Linked DNA regions of Homo sapiens: all the other regions are linked to region 2. Evidence: chromatin loops called from intact Hi-C (ENCODE). Cell type or tissue: PC-9. All regions are shown on one strand. Links, peaks and the distances in the headings refer to the core of each region. The heading gives the core; the rest is flanking DNA.

The links. Hi-C counts contacts between places; a loop is a spot of excess contacts. Peaks named below come from ENCODE experiments on the same cell type or tissue, not always from the same donor. Only the 100,000 strongest peaks of a DNase experiment are listed, where the experiment ranks them.
Region 1: it touches region 2 in a loop (4-fold over the local background); 3 of 110 quality-filtered maps call a loop at or near these places.
Region 3: it touches region 2 in a loop (4-fold over the local background); 2 of 110 quality-filtered maps call a loop at or near these places.

Annotation. Positions count from the first base shown.
Region 1 is chr4:168,557,381-168,563,380 of GRCh38, forward strand. The region is part of intron 2 of PALLD (palladin, cytoskeletal associated protein); the gene reads left to right. All of the region lies in intron 1 of LOC124900807 (a long non-coding RNA gene), which reads right to left. Among named protein-coding and RNA genes, the nearest start is that of PALLD, 63 kb to the left of the region's middle. In PC-9, for the core only: no CTCF peak of the experiment used is centred there; DNase peaks (open chromatin) are centred at 2,961 and 4,761; H3K27ac peaks cover 3,482 bases.
Region 2 is chr4:168,485,115-168,491,114 of GRCh38, forward strand. It overlaps LOC107986198 (a long non-coding RNA gene), which reads right to left. Exons shown (of 4, transcript XR_001741448.3): 3 at 5,244-5,336; 4 at 1,636-4,194. Among named protein-coding and RNA genes, the nearest start is that of DDX60L, 7.6 kb to the left of the region's middle. RefSeq lists an enhancer at 1,773-2,972. In PC-9, for the core only: no CTCF peak of the experiment used is centred there; DNase peaks (open chromatin) are centred at 2,067 and 2,397; H3K4me3 peaks cover 998 bases; H3K27ac peaks cover 2,938 bases.
Region 3 is chr4:168,582,877-168,588,876 of GRCh38, forward strand. All of the region lies in intron 2 of PALLD (palladin, cytoskeletal associated protein), which reads left to right. The region is part of intron 1 of LOC124900807 (a long non-coding RNA gene); the gene reads right to left. Among named protein-coding and RNA genes, the nearest start is that of PALLD-AS1, 63 kb to the right of the region's middle. In PC-9, for the core only: a CTCF peak has its summit at 2,820; DNase peaks (open chromatin) are centred at 4,605 and 5,055; H3K4me3 peaks cover 1,057 bases; H3K27ac peaks cover 3,263 bases.

The DNA.
Region 1 (6,000 bases), core at 676-5,675, 72 kb after region 2:
TTCCATGCATCTGAGAATATTCCAACAAATCTTAGACCATTTCCAAGCAACGGATCCCTATTGTACTATTTCTTCTATTTCTCTCTGTAAGCATTAACTTTGAAACTACAGCCATTAAATCATATTCATTAGTTCATTCCAGGCATAATCAATATGTTGGACTAGGACAACTCAAGAAGTAAACAAATCATAATCAATTCCTCTTGTCCCCTACCCCTTTAAACTTATTCCATTGGACTGCAGTAATCTTCCTGTGTCCCAATGTGGAAACACATAGACACTATCCACTGTTACGTAAGGTGCCCTACATGTGCATTAAATCTCAAGCACGGTCTCCTTCAGTAGTAAGAAGGCCTAATCCCATGTAATTCTCAAACCTCTGAGCTTGTTGTGGTATGAGATTTTCTCCCCTACCCCAGTTAGGACCTACTTCAGGCTTGAGTCAGCTGTGAGCAGGGGGATTCCCTCCTGCTGTTAATCTCTCCCTGCTCACCCCTGTCTGTGCACTTCCTACCAGCAGGGATGTGGGAAAGGGAGGGAAGGTGGGGAGATAGGACAATCCTTACTTGGCTGGGTAGCTTTGCTCTCTCTGGTCCTGGTGATGGCTAAAACCAGCTCTTTTTCTCATTGAGTGCTTTGTAGGCTCTACAGAGCCTATGCAGAGCCCTTCGTCTCCTCATTACCAATGGCCATTTGGGACTCCTTCCTCAGCTCCTGCAAATCAGTTCCTCATCTTCAGCCTTTTTCTGATGAGGTCACCTCTCACCCCTACGGGCTACTGTGTTGTACCAACAGCAGCTCCATCCTTCATGTCCCATGTTTACTCATCCCCCAGCTCTGGCCCCCAAACTGCAAGTGAAAACCAGTGCTGGCAGATCAGCGCTTCCCTGGCTCCTCCACACAAAGGCACTCAGATCTCCTTTCCTGTGAAACTTTCCAGGACAGGTTAGACCCCAGTCCATGGTACACTTTACCTTTCTCAGGCAGGAGTCAGGCGCCAGCCCTCTGGGTATCCCACATGCAAGGAAGGCATTTCAAAGCGGTAGAGGTGGCCCTTCCTCCATCACCAGGCTTATGGTTTGGAGATAACACCCCTCCCTCAGCTCTTTCACAAACAGAAACGTGCCTGGCAGCAGCTCTCTCCAAGTGAGTCTCTTCACCAGCCCTTCTTCCCTCTCCGAACTCTGACCACTTTTTATATCCTTGATGCGCTGAAGGGCCCAAGAGTCTTGGAACTGGTTTTTAATTCCTTTCTTTGAAAATCCAAATATATGGATCTGTCTCAGATACACGTGGGTACCCATTATCCACCACCATGCTTGTGCTTCCATTGAAGCAGAGACCAGAGGAGCCCCATTCTAACATCCTGTTACATAAGTGAAAATGGAATTTCTTTGGAATGCCATTTATTGTCATGGTGCCAGGAGTTCATCATAATCAACATTACAAAGGAAATACCAAAGGAAGCAATAATGATTTGCCATTTATTGTAAAACATGACCTAGGTGTGTCTTTTTTCTCTGTTTATAAAATGACAAGGTTCAAATTATAATGTAACTTTCCACATAGCAATTGAAATCACAGACTGAGAGGTTATTACAGGACTAGGTTGGAATGAATAGATTATCCATATGATTTGATTTACCCTAATATAGTTTCTTTTAGTTCCAACATGAAATCTCCCCCTTTTAACTCACCCTGAATTACAAATGACTTAACAGAAGCAGAAATATTTTCTCTGGAAAAACATAGTAAAGTGTAAATGGAACTCTGGATTTTTAGCCATAACAAGATTTTTACACTGTATTTCCCCCGATGTATCTGCCTTAAGATTCTTCAGTCACTTCATGTTGACTGTTTAGCCTCTGAAAACTCTAATTAGTTTAACAAGTTAGCCAGCCAACGCCACAGCAAGACTATACACAAATAGAGAAGATCAGGTCAGTTTTGCTGAAAAGAAGGATCATTAAAGGTACAGAGCATGAGATATTGACCCAACCCTTCTGATAAATGATACAGAAACTATTTGCTCATGAACGAGTAAACTATGCCCCCACCTTGACACTGAATTTTAATCACTAGAAATGGAATTATATCAAAATTCAAACATAGCTGAAAAATTTTAAGATAACATGTTTAAATATGCACATTTCAAGTAAAAGAACATTATTATAGTGATAATATCAGAGCCATTTGCAGAGAACTTTTGAGTCTTATCAAGAAAGCAATACATAGGCTGGGTGTGGTGGCTCACACCTATAATCTCAGCACTTTGAGAGGCCGAGGTGGGTGGATTGCTTGAGCCCAGGAGGTCGAGACAGGCCTGGGCAACATGGCGAAACCCCATCTCTACAAAAAATACAAAAATTAGCCAGATATGGTAGTGTGCCTAGCTACTACAGGCACCTGCCTGTAGTACCGGCTACCCAGGGAAGTTGAGCTTGCAGTGAGCTGTGATCACACCACTGCACTCTAGCCTGGGCAACAGAGTGAAACCGGGTCTCAAAAAGAAAGAAAGAGAGAGAGAAAAAAAAAGAGAAAGAGAGAGAGAGAGAGCATGCAAGCAAGCAGTATATAAACCAGTGAATTTTACCTGGCGCTTTTAAAAATAATATTTGAGTTCATATGAAATTCAAATAGCATCTTACAAATTTCAATGTATATTTCCTAGAAGTAATTCAAGGTACCCTCAATATATGCTGTCAGGTAGAGTATAAAGGGGTGTAATGATCAATGCAGCAACTTCATGACAGACATGAGCTGAAATGGGTTGTAGAATGTTCTTTCTGAAGACCCATAATTAGATTTCTAGCTTGTTGTTCAATAAAATAGTTCAGGTACCCTAAGTGAAGTACATGACCTCTCAAACAAGAAAACTGTCTCATTCTGCAAGGCCAGTTGCTTGCTTTTCACAGTGACACCCATCACCTTACTGAATCCTTTAAGAATGAAGTTCTTCTTGTCCAGTAACACTGCAGCTGGAAACAAGGCAGACGCTGGAAAGCACTAGAACTGTGCACAATGTTGACAGTGTAATCTGAAACTACTCAGCAGTTCCTAGTATCAGGTTCACACATAATTTGAACCAGACAGATTTCTTTTGAAACTTTCTCTTAAAAGTTTCATTTAAATTGGAAGACGAAGAGTATGAGTATCAAGAAATTACTCTTAGTAATCCAAATGAATTAAATGATCCTAAAATGATTTAAGTGATTCATAGCACTTTCCCAAGCAGTCTCTGTCCCCATAGTACCGGTTTCTGTATCAAGCTGTCAGGAGATCAGAGAAGAAGCTCATTAACCCAGTCAGACATGTATTCAACCAACATTTGAGTTCCTAGTAAGTGCCAGGTACTGTCATAAGCACCAAACCTATTAGTTTTGTGGAAGGCAGGTCTAACCCTGTCTTTAGGAAGCTTTAACCCTTATATCCATATTCACAGAAAGCTGACCTACCAGTTGAATGCCCACTCTGGATATGGGCAAATATTTTATTCTATTTTTAAAGTGCATACATACACACAAGTACTCTAGCATAACTAAGCTGTTGGTTATGATTTATTTGCTTTGAAAAGCAGAGTTGCCTGCAATAATAGAGGAAGCACTGTCAGTGGAAAAGTAGGAAAACACATCTGCAGTCAAGAGGGAGGCATTTCAGTGCCTGTTATTATGCCCTGGAGCCAAGATGATGACAGTGAGACATGAGCAGCCCTATATCAACCCAGTTCTGTTGGGTTCTGTGCTCTGAGGCCTCCCTGGATGCAGTCAAGGATAAGTCAGTGAAGCCCAAATCACCACCAAGACCCCTTCCTTTCCCAAAGTTGCTATAGACAGATACACTACCTAATAAGGGCTAATAAGCAGACGACCAATTTTCTTTTTTTTTCTCTCTCTCTTTTTGAAACAGGGCCTCACTCTATCGCCCAGGCTAGAGTGCAGTGCCACAATCACAGCTCACTGTAGCCTCCACGTTCTAGGGTTAAACGATCCTCTTACCTCAGCCTCCCAAGTAGCTGGGACTACAGGCTACTACAGAGAATGGACCATTGTGCTCAGCTAATTTTTAAATTTTTTTTTGGAAATAGGGGTCTTGCTATATTGACTTGGCTGATCGTGAACTCCTGGCCTAAAGTGATCCACCTGCCTTGGCCTCCCAAAGCTCTGGGACTACAGGTCTGCACCTCTGTGCCCAGCCCCAGATGACCAACTTTCAAAAATCCTTTTCAAGTTAGAAAAAATATATTCAAAACATATTCATACGCTTTTTTCTTAACTTATTTTTCTTAATCTTCATTCATGCATATAACTCACAGATTATTCAAACTTCTCTTATTATTTTTCTAACCCTTTAAAGAGGATTTCCAAAGCTTAGCTTTACTTGAAGTAGAGTGGTTCCCATCCATTGATATTCGGGGGAAGTAGTTCATCTGAAATGAGGCCAGTATTGAGACTTCAACATATATAAACTTAATTATTTCAGGAGGAATGTCCGTGGGAAAAAAAAGAGCTACCGTGACTTTTCCCTCCACTAATCAACAGATATTTCCATATGATAATAATATTTAAATTACATGTATTTGCTCAGCACTTTACACTTTACAAGGCACTTTTACAGACATTGCCTAAATATTTATTCTCATAACAGCTGGATTATTATCTACAGGTGATGAACTTAAAACTCAGAGAAGTGGAAAGATTGGCTCAAAGGTCACAAGGATAAAAAAAAAAAAGGAATGCAGACACCGTACTTCTAATTCTAAGCCTCTTTTCACTCTATCAAATTACCTTCCAGTATGTGCCATGAGTCATAGGAAGAACATCATTTCTACAGTCACCGAATATCTGTTCTGTGCCTTTTATATTTCTGGCACTGTACTAGGTGATTTACATATATTATTTCTAAACCTACCAGTGTTTAAAGTAGCAAACAAAGGCACAGAGGAGGTAAGTACAGCCTGAGATTCATTCATTCATCCATCATTAAAGAAGTTCAGGAGTAAGTCTGTGTTCTAAGCACTGGAGATATCGCTATGAACAAGACAGATTAGGTTTCTGCCTTCAAGTTTATGTGCTGGCAAGAGGAAAAAGATAGCAAATACATAAACAAATAAGTAAGTAATGTAATTTTAAATGGTGTTAAGTTCTTGAAAAAGATAAAGATGCAGGCTGGAAAGTAACCAGGACTACAGGATTACTTTAGGTGGTGTGGTCAGGGGAGATCTCCCTGAGAAAGAAATAGTTCAGCTGAGAGGAAAGTGTTGCTGGAAAAGAAAACCAGTAGAGAAAGGCACTGAAATGGGAATGAGACAGGCATGTTTGAAGAGAGGGAAGGAGGCCAGTGTGGCTGAACATGGAGGGTCCAGGAGGTGACCCTGAAAAGAATGGAGCCGTGTGGGGACTCTAGGCCGTGGAAAGGAGGTTGGCCCTCATTCTAATTGCAATGGGAAGCCATTAGATGATTCTAAGAGAGAAGAGTGATCTAAGTTTTGTTTTCAGAAGATGCCTGCAGCTCCATCGTTTGTGTAGAGAATGGACTATATAGAAGGGTATGTGAAAGGCAAGAGATGAGTGAATCCAAACGGAAAATAGAAGTGGAGATGGTGAAAAGAAGTTGGATTTGCGGTATATTTTTAGAGAGAGAGCTGGAAGAACTTCCTGGAAGATTGTTTGTGGGGAGTGGCGGACAGAAGAATAAATAATGATTTGGGGCCTGAGCAAGTGAGTGGATAGTGGATCTGTTAGCTGAAATGGGAACAACTGGTGGGTGGGCAGGTTTCACAGGCAGGTGGTTGAGAAGACAGTTGGTGTCAAGCTTCTGTTTTAGACATGTTAAGTTGGAGATACCTATTAGGCATCTGACTAGTGATCTCAGAGCAGTTGTACGTAAGAATCTGGAGCTCGGGGGAAAGGGATCAGAAGTGGCTTACATAAGGCAGTTAAAGGCATGTCTTTTCTGCTAGGAAATGAGACTTAGGCAGAGCCTTGAGGTTCTCTATCATTT
Region 2 (6,000 bases), core at 449-5,448:
TTAAAGGATTAAGTGAATTCAATGTTGTAAAGAGATCAGACACAAAGCAATAGGATGCAGGTATCATTATTATTATTCTCTTCAGGAAATACTGAGAACCATGAATGTAGCACTAGGTAGCTTGTCCTTCCTTGAGTTATGAGACAGATAACAGGGTCTTACTCTGTCTTAAAAAGTCTTAAAGCCTTGTGTTGAGTGGCAACAGTAATATCAATCCATATGCATTCAAACATCGTAATTTCTGGACATTCCTTTCTAGGGATTCACTAAACATGTATGTATGGTGACCTACTACGCCAGACACTTTTTATACACTGATACAAAATATTAAAAACTCCTTCCTTCAGAGTTTACATTCTAGTAAAGAATATAAACAATAACAAGAGAAGTAAAAAGTCCATTGTGTTAGATAAAAATAAGCTATAAGAGAAAAAATACATAGAGAAGAGGAGATATCAAATCCTGATGGGAAAAGAAGATGAAATTTTAGATAGGATAGACAGGGAAAGTCCCACTAAGAAGGTGACTTGACTAAAGATTGGAAGGAAGTTAGGCCATTCTTTTTTCTTGGAGAGACCAAGCCTGGCTGAGGGACAGGGAAATCCCTGAGATAGAGTGAGCCATGTGGGTTCAAGGAGCATTAGAGAGGCCTGTGTGACTGAAGCTGAAGGACTAGGCAAGAGTGGGAGAATGTCACAAAGATAAGGTGAGGAGGCAGATCATGCCTGATCCCAGAGAACAAAAGAGACTGTGACTTTTACTTTGAATGTGATAAGAAGGCATGTCATGGCAAATACATTGAGATTTTATCTTATTTATAATTTACTTTTATTAAATATTTGAACAATTCATGTATACATGTTCCTTTTGTTTTGGATATATGTTAAAGAAAAAATCAAGAAATGAAATTTAATATAAAAATAGTATAACAAATTGTATTCCTTACGTGTTTGACAATCTAACACTGGATTTTTTTCTTTTTTGGTTTGTTTTTTCTCTAATACTGATCATTGTTCTAGTGGCTTTTTTGACAGTTTTTGAGACAAAATTAAGTCAAGATAATGTAATATGTAGCTGTCCCTAGTTATCCATGGGGAACTAGTTCCAGGACCCTCTTGGATACTAAAATCCATGGATACTCAAGTCCCTTATGAAATGGCATATTTGCATATAAATTTTAAATCATCTCTAGATTACTTATAATACTTAAGACAATGTAAATACTATGTAAACAGTTATACTGTATTGTTTAGAGAATGACAAGAAAAAAGTATACATGTTCAATATTTCTGAATATCTTTGATCCATGGTTAGTTGAATCCACAGATGTAGAAGCCACAGAAGGCTGACTATATTATTTCATATATCTATTGTCTTATAAATTTTAAATATACTGCTCATTTTCCTATCCATGTGTTTTTTCTTATTGAATTGCAAGGCCACATCTTGCCAAGGTTTCCTTTCATTTTTTTAACTTGCCTTTTCTTCTTTTTAAATGAAGATTTTGTTTTAGTTTCACAGTTAGGAGCTTTTAAAAGTCATCAGATTTATCGCACTGTGCCTTTATATTTCCTTCATTTGCCCTTATGGATAGAAAACTCCTTCACTACCATAGAGCCAAAAAACAAACAAACAAAAAGGCATGTATTTTATTATGGTTATTTTTGGTTTTGTTTTTTCCATTTAGCACCTGAATTTATGTTGGTATATGGTGTGAGGTTTGATGGCCTAAGTGTGTTTAGTGAATGCCTCAGAGTTAATTCTTCAGACAGATGGCTGGTAAGCCAGGCACTGCCATCTGAAGTGACCCTGATGGGGACAGGGACCAGAGCAGGCCAGGGAGCAGGGTATGCACTGCAGCTGATCTCTCGGGTTTTGGAGACTTGATCCTACACCCTTGCTTTTAGGTGTGAACTTGCATTGCTGGGACAGTAGACCTTAGTCCTTTCTGTGGGGAACTGATTGCATTCCAGGCCTTCTGCCCTGGAAGGGGTCTGCCCTATCACCAACATCCTCACCCCTACATGATTCAGCAGGCTCTTCACTCTTGACTCACAGTGGTAAAACTCCACCCCTTTTTACTCATAACCTCTGCCTGGGCTCACTCCCTTGATCTGAATTAATATACTCTCATAAAGCTACTTCTTTTTTTCTTCAGAGGAATAACTGAAGTCCTCATCCATCCCCCGTGGCTTTCTACTTGATCAGTGTCCCCCTATCAACTTTCTGACCCACTGTCATCCGCAGCCCCCACCTCTCTAGCTGCATACCACTTGGGTTTCTCAGAAAAGCTCAAAGGACGAGGCTTCACCCTTTATGCTACTGAATTCCATTTATCTCCTTATTACTCACCGTCCACACCTATGATCATTGACTGATTTAAAATCTCCCCACCTCCCCCAGTCACTTTTCATACCAGACATAAACACCAGTGCGTAATAGCTGCCTACCCAGCCCAGTTAGAAGCTCCCAATTCCTCAGAGTGGCCTGAGGCAGAATAGTGTCCCTAAGGTCATCTCAGCTTCTAGATCCCAAGTCTGATTCTCTTTCCTTGCCTTCTCACTCATCTGCTAAGCTTGTTTATTGGGCAACACTAAGCAAAGTTAATGATTATTCCAGTCTTTAACTAGGACGTGAGAAGCTCTCTCCCCATCTTCACCCATTTCTGTGAAGCTTTCAGGGACTATGGGCCTCGCACTGATAGCACCTCCCCAGGCTGGGCTGGCCCAGACAGTCGAAGAGTAGGACCAGCCACTTCTCAGCCCAGCTGACATTTGGCAGCTTTGTGATTTTGGATAAGACATCTTCTCTTGGGAGGTCAGACAAGATCAACTCTTCCAGCTATGACATTGCGTGAGGCAATGAAGAGGGGAAAGTCCATGAATGGAAGGTGGAACTTGATTGGATCTGTTTTGTGGGTTCAGGAGAGGTCCTATCACAACTCACTGGAGGTAGGCAAGGTAGGTGAAGACTTCCATGGAAACTTCTGGCTCTGGGGTGCCTGCTTCACTGATGATTGAGTGGGCATCCTAAAGGGTACACCTCTGTCAAAGTAATTCAAAGTCCTGCTCATCATTCAGACTTGGCTTGTCAGGAATCAGGTACACTTGGATAACCTAGCCTTAATTCCATTCAATTTCCTTTTATCTCTTAGAAAAATATGATTACAGTTGTTCCTCAGTATCCAAGAGGGATTGGTTTCAGGACTCCCTGCAGATACCAAAATCTACAGATGCTCAAGTTCCTTATAAAAAAAAATGGTGTAGTGTTTTATATAATCTAGACACATCTTCCCATATACTTTAAATCATCTCCAGATTCCTTACAATACCTAATACAATGTAAATGCTTTATAAATAGGTGTTATACTATATTGTTTTTATTTGTATTATGTTTCATTGTTGTATTGTTGGCTTTTTAAAAATATTTTGGATGCACTGTTGGTTGAATTACCAAATGTAGAGTCCACGGAGGGCTGACTGCATTTTTAGGCTTATAATGCCAACATTTCTTTGACAAGTTCACTCTGTGTTATATTAATTTAGCTTTCATCTGCACAATCATTAGTACCATATTCAATTTATAATTCATAAATAATAAAGCATATTAACAAATGCATATGCTGTCTCTATGGAAAAGTAATTACCTAAAAATGTTATAAATAATCTGTTTTGATTTTACCCTGCAGAAAGTCTTCTTAAGAAACAATATATTCAATGAAACTACAGTCACAGTTACAGAAGTCAAACGAGCACACTGGGTCTGTGATATTTCTACAACAGGCTTTTTCAACACCTGTTAATCAGTCAATCAGAGGAAACCTCAGGGGCTGAAGATACGCCAGCTTGGTGGAAATTCCTTCCCAAAATAGCAATAGCTGAGCAAATTGCTAGGCTGACAGAAGTAGAGTATGCACAGTTCTTGGGATTTTGTGTGAGACAGCAACTGTCTTCGACGGTTGGCATTTTATCAAAGTTTAAATTCTTTGGTCCAACAGCTGATTTCCTCCTTTGTCATATTCTTTCCTATTTGCTTCCCCAGGCAGTGACAGCCATGTCCTTCCACATTAGACTTCTTGGGTAAGCAGCTTCTGAAATTGTTCTACAGCTGTTAGTAGCTGTCTGGCAGAGACCACTCCATTTGCAAGGTTGCTGAATATCGCTAAGTATCTCCATGAGGCATATAAAATGCAAACTTTAAGAGAAACAAAATATTGTTCATTTTGATTTAGGTCAAATAAATGTCAAAGCCTTTCTAAATAACTAATTATCTTGGTAGATTTGCCTTTTCTTTCTAGTAGAGGAAAAAAAAATCACCCTATACAGTTTATTGATGTCTTCATACGTAGTAAAATGTCAAAAGCAACTCAGTTTAAAGCATTAAAACTTCCAGCCATGCAAAGAGTCTTAACTTTTTTTAAGTTATATTCGGACTTCAAAGACTATTGATTTTCTTCCTGTTTCCCTTAGCATAATATAATCGGCATTTTTCCTTTAATATAAACACATCAGAAAAATCATATTTTATGGCTACTTTAAAATTCCATGAGTTTAAGCCATTCCATAACATGCACATTTAGATTGCTTTGATTTTTTCTTCTATAAATAATACAGAATTAAATGTGTTTTTATGTAAAGTGTTTACTGTAGTTAGGATTCTGTCCTTGGAACAGATCAGAGAGAGAGTGGATCAAAGGTTATGACATTTTAAAAGTAGCCAGATGAAGGTGAATGTTCATACAGTATATGCAGAATATGGTTCGCTTGTATATGGGTCTGATTTGCAAATCAGCTCACAAGAGCTGATCCACAGTAGAGGAAATCTGGTTTAAGATTTTTAAAGTCAGTAAAGTTTTTTTTTATTCTCCAAATAGAAACATACTGCATTCAAAATTTCTTTAATTGATTATTCTCTATTTTATACCCAAAGACTTAAAAAAATTTTACTCTCTAGTGGATTAAACAATTAAGAAAGGTTTTTTTAAGATTAAATGGACTTCAGGCTCATGACCGGAATTTTTTTTTTTTTTTTTTTTTTTTCCTTTTTGAGAAATGGAGTCTTATTATGTTACCCAGGCTGGCCTCAAAGTCCTGGGCTCAAGGGATCCTCCTGCCTCATTCTCCCGCATAGCTGGGACTACAGACAGGTACCACTGAGCACAGCAATTTGATGATAAATATAATGCAAATACATACAAATTTCAAACACAAAAAGAAAAAAATGAAGGTTTCCTTTAATCTTACCTTCCGGATATAATAACTAGTATACGATGTGTTTGTTTCACTTAATGCTATATTTGGGATAGCTTATTTCTGTATCACCTCTTGTTTTAGTACCTTAGAAAACACATTTAAAAATCATAATTATTGATAGGGAAAAGTATAAAGAGTAAGAAACAGTAACAGTCAAGATAATCTCTGATGCCATTTTTTTTCTCTGATGCCATTTTTAAAATAACAATACAGCATGTATGTTGGAGTCAACATACAACCCTATTTGCATCCTAGTCAGAATGCATTTTCTCACCAAAATTAACCTATCATCTTCGAGGAAAACTTCAAAATGTTTTATTCATATGTCAGGAAAGAGAGAGAAATTATAAAAATAGATATAAGTATACATACAAATATGATGATGCTCTAACACACTCTCATGTATACTCTTTTTATCCTAAATCTATCTTGAATATATTTCTATGACTACATACATATTTATCCATTCCACTATGATTTTTTTTCCAATTCATGTGAGCCAAAAGAACTTCAATTTGCTGAATGAAGTGAAATAGGAATCCAGTTTTTTAATAATGAGGGGGAAGTCAGTGGAACTGAACAAGGCCAAGAAATAAATCAAAACGTATGTAGTTATTTAATATATGCTGCCAATTCAAAATAATGTTCTTTCCATACAAGAATAAAATATGTCATTTTATTCATCCATTCCTCCATTCCTTGTATCGCCATAAGAAATCTGTTAGTACTCCAGTAGCAATGAAGGGCT
Region 3 (6,000 bases), core at 544-5,543, 98 kb after region 2:
TAAGCCAGTGCCTGATAAATGAAAGGCTTTGCACTCTTAATTGAACAAATTCCTTGGTTCCAGTACTTTACTGTTCATTGAAAGCCAGGAAGTACTGGGACAAAGAAATTATTAGAGTTGATAATAAAAGAGTAAACAGCATACTCATTATTAGCAGCGTACTTTCTCATTTTCCCTCCCTGATAGGACTTTAACTCTCTTCTATATATTTCAGCCCTAATGTACTTATCATATAGTCTTTAGGAACAAGAGAAAAGACCAAGTAGAATATGTACAAAACTAAAATAAATACAGAGACATTTCTTTTTGTTTTATTAGGAAAAGTTAGGAGGATGAGAAACAGTGAAATCTAAGATATTGTTCCTACAATATTTTGCTATGTGTATGGTATGGATGAATAAAGTGAAATATCCTTTATAATTATCTAAAAAGTATGTGAAAGTGAATAGATGATGCTGAAACTAAAAAATTTTATTCTAGATCAGTGCTTCTCAAACATTAATGTGCATACGAATCACCTGAGGAGTTTTCCAAGCACATTTCGATTCAGCAGGTCTGGGCTGGAGACTGAGATTCCACAATCACAAAGAGCTCCCAGGGAGTACTGATACTGCTGGTCTGCATATCACACTTGGAGTAGAAAGGTTCTAGATTACATAGACCGTCATCTTCATGCACCAGACTTATTTCCTAGTCTGGGTTCCTCTGGAAATATTTCCAGTGCACCAATCAGTTTGATGGAGTTGGATAAAGAGGGAGACTCAAGATTTACTTCACTTGAAAAGAATATTTATTTTCCATTTAAGGCTAATGGACTAATGGACTAAATATTACACATCTCAGCCCTTGGGATATCTGTGATAATATTTTTCTTTTCCTACCAATGTGCTTTTACTCTATACTTCTGCTCTGCTGGGTGGCCAATGGGACCTTGTCTGTTTACCAAGCCTAGTTCTCAGGTCTACTTTCCTTCGATATCTTTTCTTTCTTCCAACCTTCCAATCCAAACTGAGGTGGTGGTATTCCCCACCACCAAGAAAGGCATAGTTTCCATTTTTTCTCTACCAGTTCTAGTACATGCAATTAAATTTTCTGAGCCCAAAATTTCTCATCTCTGAAATAAGGAGCATGAAACTCTGTGCGTGGGTGCATATGAAGCTAATGAAATGGCACATAAAGTGTCTAACACAAAGAAGGAACCAAATAAATATCAGATTCTATCCCTATCCCACTTTTATTTTGTCCCATTCCAATGTGGCTTTGCATAATTGGAAATCATTATGTATAGACATCAGGTAAAATCTAGCACCAGCTTATATAGTACTCTAAGACCATCAGGTTTTTTTTTTTTTTACCTCGTCTTCAGTTTTAATTTAAAGCAATTAAAATTAATATATTCAGATTTCAACAAAGTGTAAGCATCCCTCTGCTGAACCACTGTATCATTACAGTGTGCGTTAAGAATGCCAATAGGCATGGAACAGATGCCAGATAACCAAGATGGTACTTTTACTGGGTCTGGCATTAAACAAAGAAATGTGTTCATAAGTCATCTTTCTTGGATCTCAACCAAAAATTGTTATTTTGGATTTTGTCATCTTTCCATTTAAATTTCTACTTAATCCTTCATTAGAGTATGTGTTAACAATCTTAATTTGTGTGATTGCCTTCATGAAAAGTTGGATATATAAAATAAATGTCACTTTTAAGGCATCTAAGGAATTGTTTTCTATCTTAGTCACCAAGTATGTCAGACACATTGCTTACAATGTCTTCTATTTCAATCTGTGGTTTGTTTCTGCCATCCAAAAATGAGTAAACTTTAGTTTCACCCAGCCGTGTTTCTGAATATGAACATTCAAATGTGGACCATGTGTGATGGAAAATCCTGCCATGGCTGAGAATATGGATAAACTTGAGGGGGACTGTTTGATGGAAAGTCATTATATAATGTATATTTTCTTTCATTCATTTAACAAACATTTATTCTAGGCCAATGGTGAGCAAAATATTCCCTCAACAAAGTACCCATGCACACACACATGAAGAAACTACACATTTATTTGGAATGTCTAGTAGAGTTCCCCCCTTTCTTGGCTATTTTACACCAGTTCCCATATAACTGGTTTATATAATAATAGTTATTTATGATAAAAATTTGACTAATTCTAACTGACAAGAAGATAGATATGTTTGTTTTGGAAACTATTTCTATTTGGTAATAGATTCCAAATGTATTGAATGGTCTCTAAAAGATGTAGGAACACAGGACATACTGCTCATGATGTACAACAAAAACAATAGTTTCAAAATTTTATGACATATTGCAGTTTATCAAGTGGTTTTATAACCATTATCTTGTTTAATTCTCACAACATCCTTATGAGTAGTGTGTGTGTGTGACCATGAGAATATATGAGTGTGAGTGTGTGTGTGTGTGTGTGTGTGTCCGTGTAGGAGAGGAAATGATTAACCCATTTCATAGATGAGGTGTAACCCATTTCATAGATGAGGTGTAACTAACAATGTAGCTTCAATTATACTGGCAGGTCACAGAAAAGAGATTTGCAACCAGCCTTATGCCTCTCCTCCCACCTCTCTCTACTGACCCACATCTTTTTATGAAGTAGGGATTGCAGCCATCCCACAGCTCATCAATGCTGTCATGTCTATGCACGAAGGCACTCTTAGATAGAAGAGAAAACAGAGGGGGGCCTGGGATCCAGTCCCCAGCGCAGGCACTGAGTGTGCCCCTGGCCCCATCAGTTTAATTCTGAGCGCTCAGGACAGTATGAGGAGCAGCCTGTCGTTTTCGGAGACACCAGCTGAGGGAGCCTGTGGACACAATACCAGTTGAAAAGCTCCCCAGCCCAGGGTGGAACCAAGCAGCCCACGCCTGCTCTTAGGAGCCAAGTTTCCCAAACAATGTCAGAGTTAGCTTGGGGAATCTTCTTAGTACTCTTAAGAGGCCAGAGCTGAGATTTCCACACAATGACATATTAAAGTATTGGATCCAGGGTCCTTTGCATTGGTAGAATGTCAGGAAAATAGCATTAGCTAGATAAACTTCTTTCCCTCAAACCAAATACAGTCGTATTGTTTACTATTATAGGTCTATTAAGGTTGCTGTTTAAATGTTACCAATGTCCTCATATTTTGGTAATTTTGTTCGAGTTGGAAAGAAATGTCTTGAGAAATTTTTATTTAGCCAGAGTGTTTGAGCACTTTAAGATATCTTTAGTATACTACATCGCTTCTCCAGGTCCTCAAGAGACCTAAAAAAAAAAAAAAAAAAAAAAAAAGGCTTTCTAAGCAGTGCCTATCAAGCTACTACTTCCGGCCCCACAAAAAAGAAAAGCTGAGACTCTTCACCCCTTGATTCCAGTATTCCCAAACTCCTGGTAAACCATTAGGAATTAGATATGCCCCAAATTTATGTAGCAACTCCCTTCTTAAGAATATAGAGAACGTTTTTTTTTACACACCTTGTTACACCTCACAATTGAGCCTCAACTTGAGATTCCCTTGCCCAGCAAAGTCCAGAATTCACCACTGTCTACATGCTGGACCCAATTCGTTTTGCTGTCGTTGATCACTAATTTGGGAATTGTGGGAGGGAGAGGAGGAGCGAATCCCTCTCTTTACTTTAGAACTGGTAAAACTGAGATAGCCAGAGATTTCTAGAACTGCCAAGCTAAAACGTAAGCTGAATCATTGTGCAAGTATGGATTAGAACCCAGTACTGGGTTTGAACTGTAAACCCAGTTTCTGATCATATGGCTGCCCAGTGCTCCTGGTGGCAGAGCTGATTGCTTCCTGGGTTCAAATGGGTCATGCTTTCCAGGGCACTCTGGACATCCATGGAACAAGCCTAATTTAAACATTAGAGGTCTTTCAAACCCTTATATACCAAATCATCATCAGTTCAGTCTCTCAATTCTGCATTAATTCTTTTGTGGAATTAAAAAATATTTTCTCCTGAATTTCCTTAAAAAAAAATCGAACGTTCCCTCAGGGCAAGGAGACATAGCTAGGGGTACCATGCGATAAGAGAGTGAGTAAAAAGGAAAAGTCTAGTATCCTAGACAGTCTCTTTGCAGAGCTGCGCTTCTGCTCAGAAGACATTTGTCAATGCCTAGAGACATTTCGGTTGTCACCACTGGGAGAGGGGTGTACTAGAGAGTAGAAGCCAGAGAAGCTGCTAAACATCCCACAGTGCCCTGGACACCCCCCGACGACAAAGAATTCTCCAGCCCAAAATGCCTGCAGTGCTGATGTTGAAGAATGCGGGTGTGTAGATATAAACAACAATCTGCTAAGCTTTCAAATGATAGCAGCTAGAAAGATCTTCAAGAGTCTAGGGATTTGGAAAATTCTGGCATCATGATAGTCAATCCCCAGTGGAGACATTCTTTGAAGACCACATAGGCAATCACTTGACCAAATGCCACCTAAAAATTGAAATATTTTTCACGTTTTGCTTGGTTTGCTAGAACACACCAATATACTTTCACCCTTGAAGAAAGGGAACTGTTTATGTCATTCAGTAGCAGGACTCCTTGGCTAAAGCAGCAGACAGCTCACCAGATTTCACTGGAAAGACTGCCCAAACCAGTCTCTGCCAGGGACTCCAAAGCGCAGGGAGGCTTCAGTGCTAGGGAGAGCGGATGTGAAGGCGGTTATGAAGGACAGCTGTGCCAGCATCTCCCAACTTTTCCGTTTTTTCTCAAACCTCAGCTTGCCTTGTGCATGGCTAAGGTTATCCCTGGCCAGCTGCTTTTTTCCCTATTCTACCTCTCCCCTGCTGTAGCAATTCCCTAACCAGTGCTACTAAGACTAAGGATTTCACCACCTCCTCCCATTTTCCACCATACAGAAATCCACAAAACTGAGTTAAGAGAACTCTCCTGCCATCCCCAATAGCCAAAAAACTGAGTCACCACTTGGCCTAACAGCACTCAGATGATTCATTAAAATACAGTGGAGCGCTCTTCAGGGGGGTGCAGGGGAGATTCAAGTGGGAAGGTAAGGCTGCAAGCAGGAGGGGAAGTGGACAGGAGATGAGACTGCGAGGCGTGTCACAAGAAGGGAGTCTCCTGGTGCCTTTCTCCAGGGCTAAACCCCTTGAGGCAGAAACTCCGTTGAGTCATTCTGAAGTCAAATCTGGTGCTAACTGGCGCTCTTGGATCTGGGTCAGTCTCGATGGGGCCTGGGAATGTCTGCGGAGTGCCCATTCCTCTCAGCAGTTTGTGAGATTGAGAGCCACTGCTCTGCTTTTCTTCTCCCTTGACCCCATTCCCAGTTTCCTACCAGGATCACTGTGAGCCCTGGGAGGATGGATTTGTAAAAAATTCCTGGAGCCAAACACCCTGAGCTATGAAACTGGCCCATTATTGTGAGAATTTTCAAATGTTGAAGAAATGTGGGGTTGGGAAAGAGAGGAGCACCTTAAAGAAGATTTATTCACCTAGTCACCCTCAGATGGTTGTCTGCAGATTTTGAGAGAGAAATGGAAATAGTTTCAGATACTTTTTATTTTTTTTTTGAGACAGAGTCTCACTCTGTCACCCAGGCTGGAGTGCAGTGGCGTGCTCACCTCACTTCATCCTCCGCCTCCTGGGTTCAAGCGATTCTCATGCCTCAGCCTCCTGAGTACCTGGGATTACAGGTGCCTGCAGCCACACCCGGCTAACTTTTGTATTTTTATTTTTAGTAGAGACGAGATTTTGCCATGTTGGCCAGGCTGGTCTCAAACTCCTGACCTCAAGTGATCTGCCCGCCTCAGCCTCCCAAAGTGCTGGGATTACAGGTGTGACCTACCGTGCCTGGCTGAGTGTCAGATACTTTTTAAGCATACTCTGGTTATCATTCTTCTCAGATTACTTCACTAAATTAAAATGTTCTAAATGTACAAAGAGCAAAATGGTTTGTTTAAAAAAATAGCCGTGTTCAATCTCTATCAGAAACAGCTTCAAGTAAAATTATTTTCCTCCAGCCAAT